2 separate regions of the Homo sapiens genome follow, and region 2 is linked to region 1. Evidence: chromatin loops called from intact Hi-C (ENCODE). Cell type or tissue: sigmoid colon. All regions are shown on one strand. Each heading gives the region's core, and the rest is flanking DNA. Links, peaks and the distances in the headings are about the cores only.

Region 1 (5,173 bases), core at 635-4,634:
AGGCCTTAAGCTTCTGCTTCTTCTCCCTTGGAGCCCAGGCTTTAAGGAAGTCCAGCCTAGACTAATGAATGATCAGATGCCCTGAGGATGAATGACCATTTGAACATCAAGGCTTGACCAAACTCTAAACTAAATGCAGCCTCATGAAAGACCCTAAGCAAGACCAGCAGAAGAACTGGCCCAGCTGAATCCCAGCCAAACCACAGAATTGTAAGAAATAATAAATACTGTTATTTTAAGCCTTAGTCTCTGGGATGATTTGTTATGCAACAATAGATAACCGACTTGCCTCAGGTTGCTGGGAAGATTTAACGGGTCAATGTATGTAAAAGCAAGAACACCTAAAACAAAGTTTGCCATTCCTGTATTCAACACATGTTTATTGAGCAAGTACTTTATGGACACCACTGCAGAGGCAATTGGGATTCTGAGGGGAGCAGGGCAAAGTCCCCACCCTCTTGAAGCTTACGTTGCAATAAGAGGAATAATAAATAATCAAAAAAAATAATATAATGTCAAGTACTGACTTCTGCTGACAACAGTCTCTGTGTAGCCACCCTGTATTATTTGTATGTGCTGCTAATTATGCTTGGTTTACATGCTCTTGGTTCAGGCCTTCAGAAATTCAATGAAAGTGAAGAAGAGTAGGGAGGTAAAGGCTGAGAGGGAGAAGACCTATTTTAGATGGTGTGGTCAAAATGGCCCTTTCTGCACGGGGTATTTGAATAGACACTTGAATGATATGAGAAAGTCAGCCATGCCTTCCCTGTACAGCCATGACTCCTATGCATGCACCTGTTCACATAACGTATTCTAATTATTTGTTTTTGTCTTATCTTCCCTCATTGACAGAGAGCTCTCATAGGCAGACAGAGGCATTTCGCATTCAGATCCTCTGTGGTTTGGGCAGTGGTTGATGCCCAGTAGGTGCTCAGGGAACACTGATTGACCGTATGAAGGCATGTCACAGGGCCATCCACTACTCAACACAAGGCTTAAAGTCACTGAGCCAGGAAGGCCCAAAATGTAGCTGCTACCCTCCGCAGGAGACCCTGCAGAACACGGGCCAGATTCTCCCTTTGCAGAAAGCTTCGTTGGCAGCCCAGCTGTCCCATGACTTCCATGCTCAGCCTGAGGAAGCTCTGCCTTACTTGGGTCCAGTTGCTGGGAACAGCCACCCACCTGTCCTATACCCTTAGGCAGAAACATCTATGGCCATCACCAGAAGGGAAGTGTATACCTGCACTTTCCTTGAGCTGCCCAGCCACTATGGTACAGGGAGCAAGATCTCTAAGGACAGGGGAAAACCCAGGGGACCTGAGTTCTGCCTCCTCCTGCACTCAGCAGTCAGACTGCACGTTCCAGGCAGGACGTGACAGGAGGGAAGCCTGGTGGAGCAGAGGCATTTGCTCAGCAAGAGAAACTCTGTCCTTCCCTGTCCTCCTGACTCCACCTCATCTGGCCCACTAGAAACAACACCTCAGTTGGCCTCATGAAAAATACCACGCCCGATTTCAACGAAGACACCTTGGTTGTGCACAGCCCCAGGCCCACAGGGTGTGCTTTCCCCTCTGCCCTTCCCACCAAACGCTCCTTTATTATCCAACAGACCAGATAGCAATAGGGCGACTTCATCCTCCTGAGCGGCTCCACATTCCACAAAGGGGCCATTGCTATTTGCCACTCTGGGAGAGAAAGCCCGTCACGGGCCTTCCCCTATGGAGCCCTCTCTCTTTCCCTGCCTCTCCTCCAGCTGCTCCTGGTTCAAGCCGCTGCCTGCCCCGGCTAATAATGCCTTGTCATGCAGTGACAGAATTACGGTCTCACACTGGTTTCACATGTCACAAATAATTGTGCTCATTGCGCATCATATTGAAGTTGTCAGGCCTCTCTTACGCCTATAATTTGTGTGAGTTGATCATACTTTGGTAAATCAGCAGGTCGCAACCTGTGCCCTTTAGCCCCCATGGCTGGCTGAGAATGACCTACAAATCTTGTGACAGGGACAACAGAGAGGGTATGAACTGCTCAATTGCTCGTGTCTATCAGCTGCCGTGGAGAAAGCCCGTTGCTCTCTGCTTTCGCCATCACTTTAAACGGCTAACGCGGCACCCTATGTCAGCCCATCTTAATTTCTTCACATATGTTTTTTTTTCCCCCTAGTTTTTTTTTAAGTACTTTTGGATATTTCTAATTTTTTTTCCTTTACCACAAGACATTTTGGTGCCAAACCCAAGTGTCTTTCTTCCATGTGTTTTAAATAAAAACCTCCAGTGACTGTGATAAAGGGAACAGACCTCACTCTCTCTGCCCAGCCCAACTGAACAGAGCTCCACACAATGGTTAAATCTGGCTGGCAGCTTTATGAGCTCCATTGCTAACACTTTATTGGGTAACACGTTCACAAATAGTGTTCCTGAGCCTTTGTTTTCATTAAGGTACAACATGTACCATCAAGTTGCATTTAATTCTCTGCTTCGTATTTTATACACAGTATCACTCACCGTGGCCTTCAGTATCTAATGCTGGAGAGAGGGTAATGAAGTTCAAGCTGCTTTTATTACCCTGGATCTTCAATAACTGGCTTCTTAAAAAGTCAGTGGAAAAGAAGCAAGAATACCAAGTTCTGTCCAGACTGATGCTCTGCAGAAATGCTGGAGTGATGTCAAGAATAAAATGGTTTTATGTGGGTCTATCTCCAGGGGAGCTGTTGCAAGTTAGGTGCCCAGAGAGTGGCTAGCCTCCTCCTTGGTTAAGAAACAGAACATGGTGTCAATGGCTCCACGATGTTCACTCTGGTGACTTCCCGTTCTTTGGCAAGCTACCTCACTCCTGCAAAGAAGTACAAGTGGGTGGGTTTGTAATTCTGAAAGCAGACAGCAACATCTGACTGCCCATGTTGGGATGTCAGGAACTAAGGATGATGCCACTTGTTGGAGCAACAGCAGGCATAAGGGCAGTGTGTGAAAGGAGAGAAAATGAGCAAGCCTCTCTCTCCACACCATACAAGGCATGCCCATTTAATTTCCAAAAGCATCAACTGAGGGCATGTGAATCAGGAATAATTAGCAGCACACACAAGCAATGCACAGTTGTTACAAAAGACACAAACTCATGTTGCTCGACTGTTTGGATCCCTTTCCCCCTTACATCATAGGCACAGACCCATGATGGTTCTCAGCACTGAAAGGCGTATCACTTTCGATGCAATTTACAACAGCCAATCACCAAGTTAAGGCGGGAGTGGGGGAAGAAAATGTGTCTGGGTCGCAACTATAACCCTCCAAAGGCCCTAGCTATGAGGCAAGTTCAATGCAGATGTGGGTGGTTATGGACTGGAGGTTTACTTTTCAAGAGTATCTTTTTGCTGAGAAAACCCAATGGAAATGTAGACAGATGGGGGTTCAGATCACAGTACCACCTCTAACAGGTTTGGTGACCTAGGCACGTCACCTTAACTCTCCGTGTCTCAGTTCCTCAACCTGCAAAGTAGTTGGCTCACAGTAGGTGCTGAGAAGATCTTATTTTTTTTTTCTCAGTCTAGGTTTTTGTTTGCAAGCAAAGTAACAGTGACAGTTAAGCAGAAAAGGAATATATAGGGAAGATGTGGGCAGCTTACAGAGTCTGAAGAAATGCTGGAGAGCTGAGATGAAAAATGAGCTGGAACCAAGGGAGGTTAGAGGGCAAAGAACATAGCTGACACCAGACCTTGGGCACAATCCAGTTATGATGCTGCCCCTGGCACCACCTCCATTGGCACTTGAGTCCTACCACTGAACCCCAGACTCCAGTATCTTCTTCCTTCTCAATCTTTACATGGGACTGGGGAAGGAAGGAGTTCAGGCTTCAGGTTTTACTTACAACCCCTTTAATAATTTAATACAGTATGTATTATTTTTTGGTTCTTTTTCAACAAAGGTGTGGGGTGGGGGTGGAGAATCTGCATCAAAGCAACCTGATCAGCTTATCCAAAGCCATGCTGTCAATCAGTGACACTGTTTGGAATGAACACACACACACATCTCCAGTTCCCCTTAAGTTGTGTCCATAACTAGCTCATGGAATGACTGTGGGAAAATTCAGGGGAAAGAGTAAAACTCTGGCTTCCCATAGGAGCAGTGAAGACATTGGCTACTAAGTGCAAAGTCATCTTTGACTCCCACCTCTGTTACTGGTGAGACAGGGCTCTAAAGAAGTGCCTTGGATGGCCTTGCAAGATGGGACTCAGTCAAATCCATGGATAGGAAGAGAATGAAAAACGAATTCGGAAAATTCAGTCACACACTCCATTATTGAGTGGTTATGTTCTAGGCACTAGGCTAAGTTCTTTTGTGTCATTATTTTATTTAACATTCACATTAAATCAATGAGCTATCTATTATTATCCCCATTTTACAAATGAGGAAATCAAGGCTCCTGAGTCGGAGGGCATGTGGAGTAACATGGACATAGTACAAAAGCTTTGCCTTCAAAGCGGGACGTGCCCACAGATGTCTCTGGGTGGCGGCGGCATAGAAAAAGGACACGGGAATCCCAGGGCACAATATCATGGGTACTTAAGAAATGCCTGGTGATCTCATAATCTCCAAAACCGGTATTGTTTAGGCTAAGGGATCAAGAGACAAAAAGCTAAGGAATATTTCATGATCTGGAAACTTTCAGTTCCTTTAATATGAAAATGCTCAACATGAAGTATTAAAGATGTAAGGATTCAGAGGTTGCAGGAGGCCAAAGAAGATTAAGAGATTCTTTCCCCCAAATGAAGTGCACAGTGTATCCATTACAGGGCATGGAGATTTTCCCTCCCCTCCCCCACCTCCTCCACTTAATAGAGAAAATGCTGAAAATTTTGAAGAAATGCATTCTTTGTTCCTTAAGTTCCATGATTAATTAGGTATAAGCCATGTTTCAAAATGTTTCGTCATTTATTTTTAATTCTCCCCAGAGTGTGTACAGTAACTTGGCTCAGAACACATAGATTACATTGCAAATGCTACTCATATGCTGAAACTTTCTATGTGTCTTTCCCTTCCCTTCTCTGCTTTCCCCTATAGTACTTGAGTGGAAGAACAAGGCTGGATTTCCATCGGAGAGCACACCCTGCTTTGAGTGGATTTCTCCAGCCTATGGGGAACCGTCAGAAGGGGGACTGGAAACAGTCAGCAGGCAGCTG
Region 2 (5,173 bases), core at 564-4,563, 170 kb after region 1:
GGAACTGAGTGGATGGGAGTGCCTTTTACAATGAGGTAAGGAGGAGAGTAGAGAAGCCTTGAAACAGATTATCCAATTTATTCGGCCCTGTTAATTTCTATTTGTCTGTTAGATCTCTAAAGGAAAATGTCACTTCACAGTGGGATACACAGGCTGAAATTCTAGGGGAGAACAGGATTGGGTACACATATCTGGGGATCATCTACCTTAGGTAACATTTAATGTTAGGGGTCTGACTTAGATTACCTGGAGAGAGAAAATGTGTAGGCAGAATGCTGTGGGTTTAATGTTTGTTTCCCTCCCAAAATTTATACATTGAAACTCCAACCCTCAATGTGATATTTGGAGGTGAGGACCTTGGGACCTAATTATGGTCATGAGGGTGGAGCCCTCATGAGAGAGATTGATGCCCTTATGAAGGTCATGAGAAGTCTTTTGTTTTCTCTCTCTGCTCTCTGCCATGTTAGGATACAAGATTACCATTTGCAAACCAGGAAGAGGGCCCTCACCAGACACAAATCTGCTAGCACCTTGATCTTGGACCTGTCAGCCTCCAGAACTGTGAGAAATAAAGATTTGTTGTTTAAGCCCCCCAGGCTATGGTAATTTGTTATAGCAGCCCAAATTGACTAAGAGGTGACATTTACCACTATGGGTCTAGATGAGATTGCCTGGAGAGAGAGAATGTGTAGGTAGAGGAAATCGTTCAGGACAGAGCTCCCAGCACTCCAATATTGGGAAGTTTACAAAAGGAGGAGGCAGCCAGCCAAGAGACGGAGAAGGAACAGCAAGAGAAGTGGGAGGAAAACTAAGAAAGCGTAGGTTCCAGGAGCCAAAGCAAGGGAGGTTCAAGTTGTCAATTTGTCTTTCTTTTGTAGTTTTGCTTCCCTGCCGCCTACTCCAAAACCTCCCAGATCCACCTGTATCTTCCTGAATGGTAAAGGTAGCTTGCTGGCCCTCAGATCAGCAGTTCTCGGTAGCACCACATCCAACCCCCTGACCAATCGAACAGCCCCTCCCAGTCTCCCTCAGCAACCTGGCAGCAAGGGATGGTGTGGTCCTTGCCAGGTCTTTTCCATCCCTGGTTCTCAGTTCTTCCTGGGACAAATAAGGAGGCTGGAAATGGTGCTCTCTCGCTGACAGCACTCCCTGTGCTACTAGAACTTCAGGCTCAGCCTCTCCTTCCCATGGAGCTCAAGCTTTCCTCCTGTTAGGCCTTCTTCCCCCAGAGACCATGAAATGATGGTCTCTGAAAGAGAATCCCAGTGATCCATGGAGGGCCTGCTCAGAGCTTAACTCATAGGTAAGGTGCATCTGATGGCCGTGAAAATCTACTTGGAAAGAAACCCAGGGTAGTGACAGGGAAGGTAAGGGCCTTGGACCCATGGCTGTCTCATGGGTTAAACATGATGTGTCCTACTACAGGAATGTTCTGCCCATCAAAACAGGGCACTTGCAGAGCTATGTTTGCTCAGAGGGGGCAACTTTTTCTAATTTGTGCAAAAGTGCCATAGAAGCAGTGCCATGTAACCCTACTTTGGACCTGTCACCTGCATTCTTTGTTCCTGACACTGGACTTCTTTAGGCTCACTGCCTGGCTTCCTTAGGCACATTCGCTGTCTGGTATCTTTGGGCCCGCAGCCTGTTCTCTTTAAGCCTGCCATTTGCATTACCTAGACCCACTGCCTCGTGCCTGGGCCAGCCTCCTGATGTCTTTGGGTCCACCCCATATTTCTTCAGGTTCGCTGCCTGGATTATTTAAGCCTGTCATGTCATATCTTTGGGCTTGCTGCCAGAATGCCCAAAGTCCTGGAAACTTGGGCTGCTGCTGAGTATCAGAGCTACCTGGAACATTAACGCGGCTCTGTGGGGCTGCTGTCAGGAAGGGAGAATAAATGTCACCATCTCCAGCCTCCAGCAGTGACCACTGTGACGAGGCCAACAGCTCAGCTGGGCTTTGAAAGGAGCATTTGTATGGTTTGTTTCCCTCCACGAGACCTCCAAGGCCAACTCCCCCAGAGATTGATTCATTTCACTGTTTTGCTTTTTTTTTTTTTTGGTGATCTGTGTTTAATAGGGAACCGTGTGTATAGTGCCCCTGTGCCTCTGGCTGGGAGCTCAGTGCTGGCAGGGCAGGCCAGCAAGAAAGCCCAGCAGCAGGGGTGGGAGGAGGCCAAGAAAAACCCCCAGGCTTCAGGCTGTGGCAGGAGGGCTTGCCCGGACGGCCTGCTCACCAAAGCCTGGCTTCAGAGCTCTCTGGGACTGGCCTGGCCCGATGCCAGCAGCCATTGCTCCGTCTCTTTGCAGAGAGCCAGGGAGACAAAACAGAGCCTGATTTTAAAACAGACACACAAAGTGGTCTCTTCACAGAGCTCTGTAGCATTCTGGACCAATACACACTAATGTTTTCATGCAGAAAAGGGGACTTGGAGAAGGATAATGTACAATATCTATCACATGCAAGAATGTTGGGCTTAGACAGAACAATAAATAATGCAGCTCGCATGTGGCAAACCTTCCTTGCACACCAGGCACCATGCTCGGTGCTTTACACGGACATGTCAGCTGCCTTGCCTAAGAATATCATGAAGACGAAATTACAGTCCCCATTGTATAGATTAAAAGCCAAGTTTCACATCCTATTAGAATGGCTAAAATTTTAAAAATGGATAATGTTAAATGCTGATGAGGATACAGAGCAACTGGAACTCTCTTACACTGCTGGTGGGAACACACAGTGGTACAGCCACTTTGAAAAACAATTTGGCAGTTTCTTAGAAAGTCAAACAGACACAGATGGTAAAATCCATCAAGCCCACTCCAAGGTATTCATCTAAATGGAATGAAGCCCATATGTAAATACTTACAGTAGCTGTATTCATAATCACCCCAAACTGAAAATAACCCAAATGTCCTTCAATTGAGGAATGGGTAAACAAACTAGTTCTTCAACACCACAGAATATTACTCAACAATAAAAAGGAACACACTACTGATACATAAAAATGTGGGCAATCTCAAATGCATTAGGCTAAGTAAAAGAAAACAGAATCAAAAGACCACATACTGTAAGACTATTTATATGACACCCTTGTGAAGAAAAACTATAAGGTCTGAAAACAGATCAATGGCTGCCAGGGGCTGGAGGTAGGGCAGAAATGAATTTTAGGAGGTTTTGGGGAATGTTTTCTCTCTCTATATATGTATATATGCATACACACATACACACACACACTCATATTTATGTGTATAGATATATATACATATATACACATACACACATATACATGTGTATGTGTATATATGTATATATATGTATATGTATAAATATGTATATGTGTGTGTATATATATAGTGTGTGTGTGTGTGTGTGTGTGTTTGTGTATATGTATATCTCCCAGGCTGGAGTGCTGTGGCAAAATCATGGCTCACCTCCCAGGTTCAAGTGATCCTCCTACTGCAGCCTCCCAAGTAGCTGGAATCACCATGCCCAGCTAATTTTATCTTATTTATTAATTTTATGTAGAGATAGGGTTTCCCTATGTTGCCCAGGCTGGTCTCGAACTCTCGGGCTCAAGGGATTCTCCTGCCTTGGCCTCCCAAAATGTTGGGATTACCGGCATGAACCACTGCACTTGGCCTATATATTTTTATTGTGATGATGTTTCCGCCATTATATATGTTCATCAAAACTTGCAGAACTGTACACCAAAAAGGGTGACTATTTCTATATGCATATTAAACCTTAATTTTTGTAATCGTTAAAAAAAGTCAGCTGTTCAAGGAGATGTAACTTGTCCAACGGCAGAATCAAGATTGACTCTTGACCCAGCTTTTTAACCGCTGTGCTGAACAACGATACCGGTTGCCCTGGAGACCATCTGGTCTGAGCCTCAATTACCGAGAGATCTGGACTCACCAGGATGTAGAAAACGGTAGGTTCTGAGGAATTGGCTTCTTTTTTTTTTAATTAACTGAAGTTTTCAAATCATTTTTCTTTTAACCCCTGTTGCTACCAATATTTCTAAGTTGTCTGAAAATACAGTCATCCTTACTCTAATACTCAGGCCACTGACTCTGCCATGCTTGAGAATTGCAGGGCCAGATCCCCTGAAGTTGGGGGACCTGGTCACATTCCTTCACCTGTCACTATTTGCTGTGTCACCTTGGATACGTCATTCACTCTTCCTAGACCCTGGTTTCCCTCTGTGAGAAGGGTATCATTTCACCATCTCAAGAATGAACGAGAAAATTAAATGAGAATCACAGGACCTACAGTTTTAGGTCGTCACAGTCTTATCAACTGCTTTCTTTTTTATCTCAGGGAATTGGTTCAATAGCAGTCAACACATACTGAGTACTTTCTATGTGCTTTGTGGTTGATAGACATTTCATCTTGCTGCCAAGTCTGTGAGCTGGTACTAGCCCATCTAACAGAAGACGAAAGGGAGGCACTTAGGAATGAAACAATTCACCATGACCCCACAGCTAAATGTAGCAGAAGTAGTAGAACCAGATTGAAGCCAGGCAGCCTGATTCCAGAGCCTTCTGTTTGGCTAGTTCACCTTTCTGCCTCCCCTTCTCCTGTCTCAATTTTCCACTGCCATCTTGAGAATCCATATTTGCACACCTTGTCCATCAGGCAACACGCATCCTATATTGAACTTTCCCCTACACGGACTTCAGATGCCAAAATGGATTCTTCTCCAATATGGAAGAGCCAGGAAAGCCACAGAGGTCCTCTGCCTCCTGTTGGCTCCGTGTCCTTTCTATGCTTCCACCAAGCAAAGGTGTGGAAGGAGAGCAGTGTGTGGTGGAGGGTCATTTGGCCCTGGGGGAGGGATGGCAGGAGGAAGAGGAGGGAAGCCACTTTTATGGGAGCATAAGCAAGTGTCAATGTTCTTGCTACTCGATCCAGGAGACTTCATTCCGGCTCATTGTTCCTCATTATCAGAGCTAACTATGTTCAGGCGAAGGGTGAGCATGTTCCTAAATTTATGTCTCTGTGTGCGACCACGACAATGTGTGTTTTGTGTGCTTCTCCCTGAAAAACTCCTCTTGTGACACAGGCGACCCAGCTTGGACTTGGCCTTTCATGTGCGTTACCCACTCCGACTGGCACCTGCTGGCAGATTTTTCTTAAAGTCTAAAATGAGGGGCTAACCTTCTCGTC

Evidence for each region. Hi-C counts contacts between places; a loop is a spot of excess contacts. Peaks named below come from ENCODE experiments on the same cell type or tissue, not always from the same donor. Only the 100,000 strongest peaks of a DNase experiment are listed, where the experiment ranks them.
Region 2: a loop joins it to region 1, with 6 times the contacts of the local background. A loop is called at or near these places in 1 of 110 quality-filtered maps.

What each region holds. Positions count from the first base shown.
Region 1 is chr10:113,354,680-113,359,852 of GRCh38, reverse strand. No RefSeq gene overlaps it. Among named protein-coding and RNA genes, the nearest start is that of HABP2, 200 kb to the left of the region's middle. RefSeq lists an enhancer at 699-1,463. In sigmoid colon, for the core only: no CTCF peak of the experiment used is centred there; DNase peaks (open chromatin) are centred at 1,716, 2,332 and 2,802.
Region 2 is chr10:113,184,318-113,189,490 of GRCh38, reverse strand. No RefSeq gene overlaps it. Among named protein-coding and RNA genes, the nearest start is that of SNORA87, 140 kb to the right of the region's middle. In sigmoid colon, for the core only: no CTCF peak of the experiment used is centred there; DNase peaks (open chromatin) are centred at 1,800 and 2,250.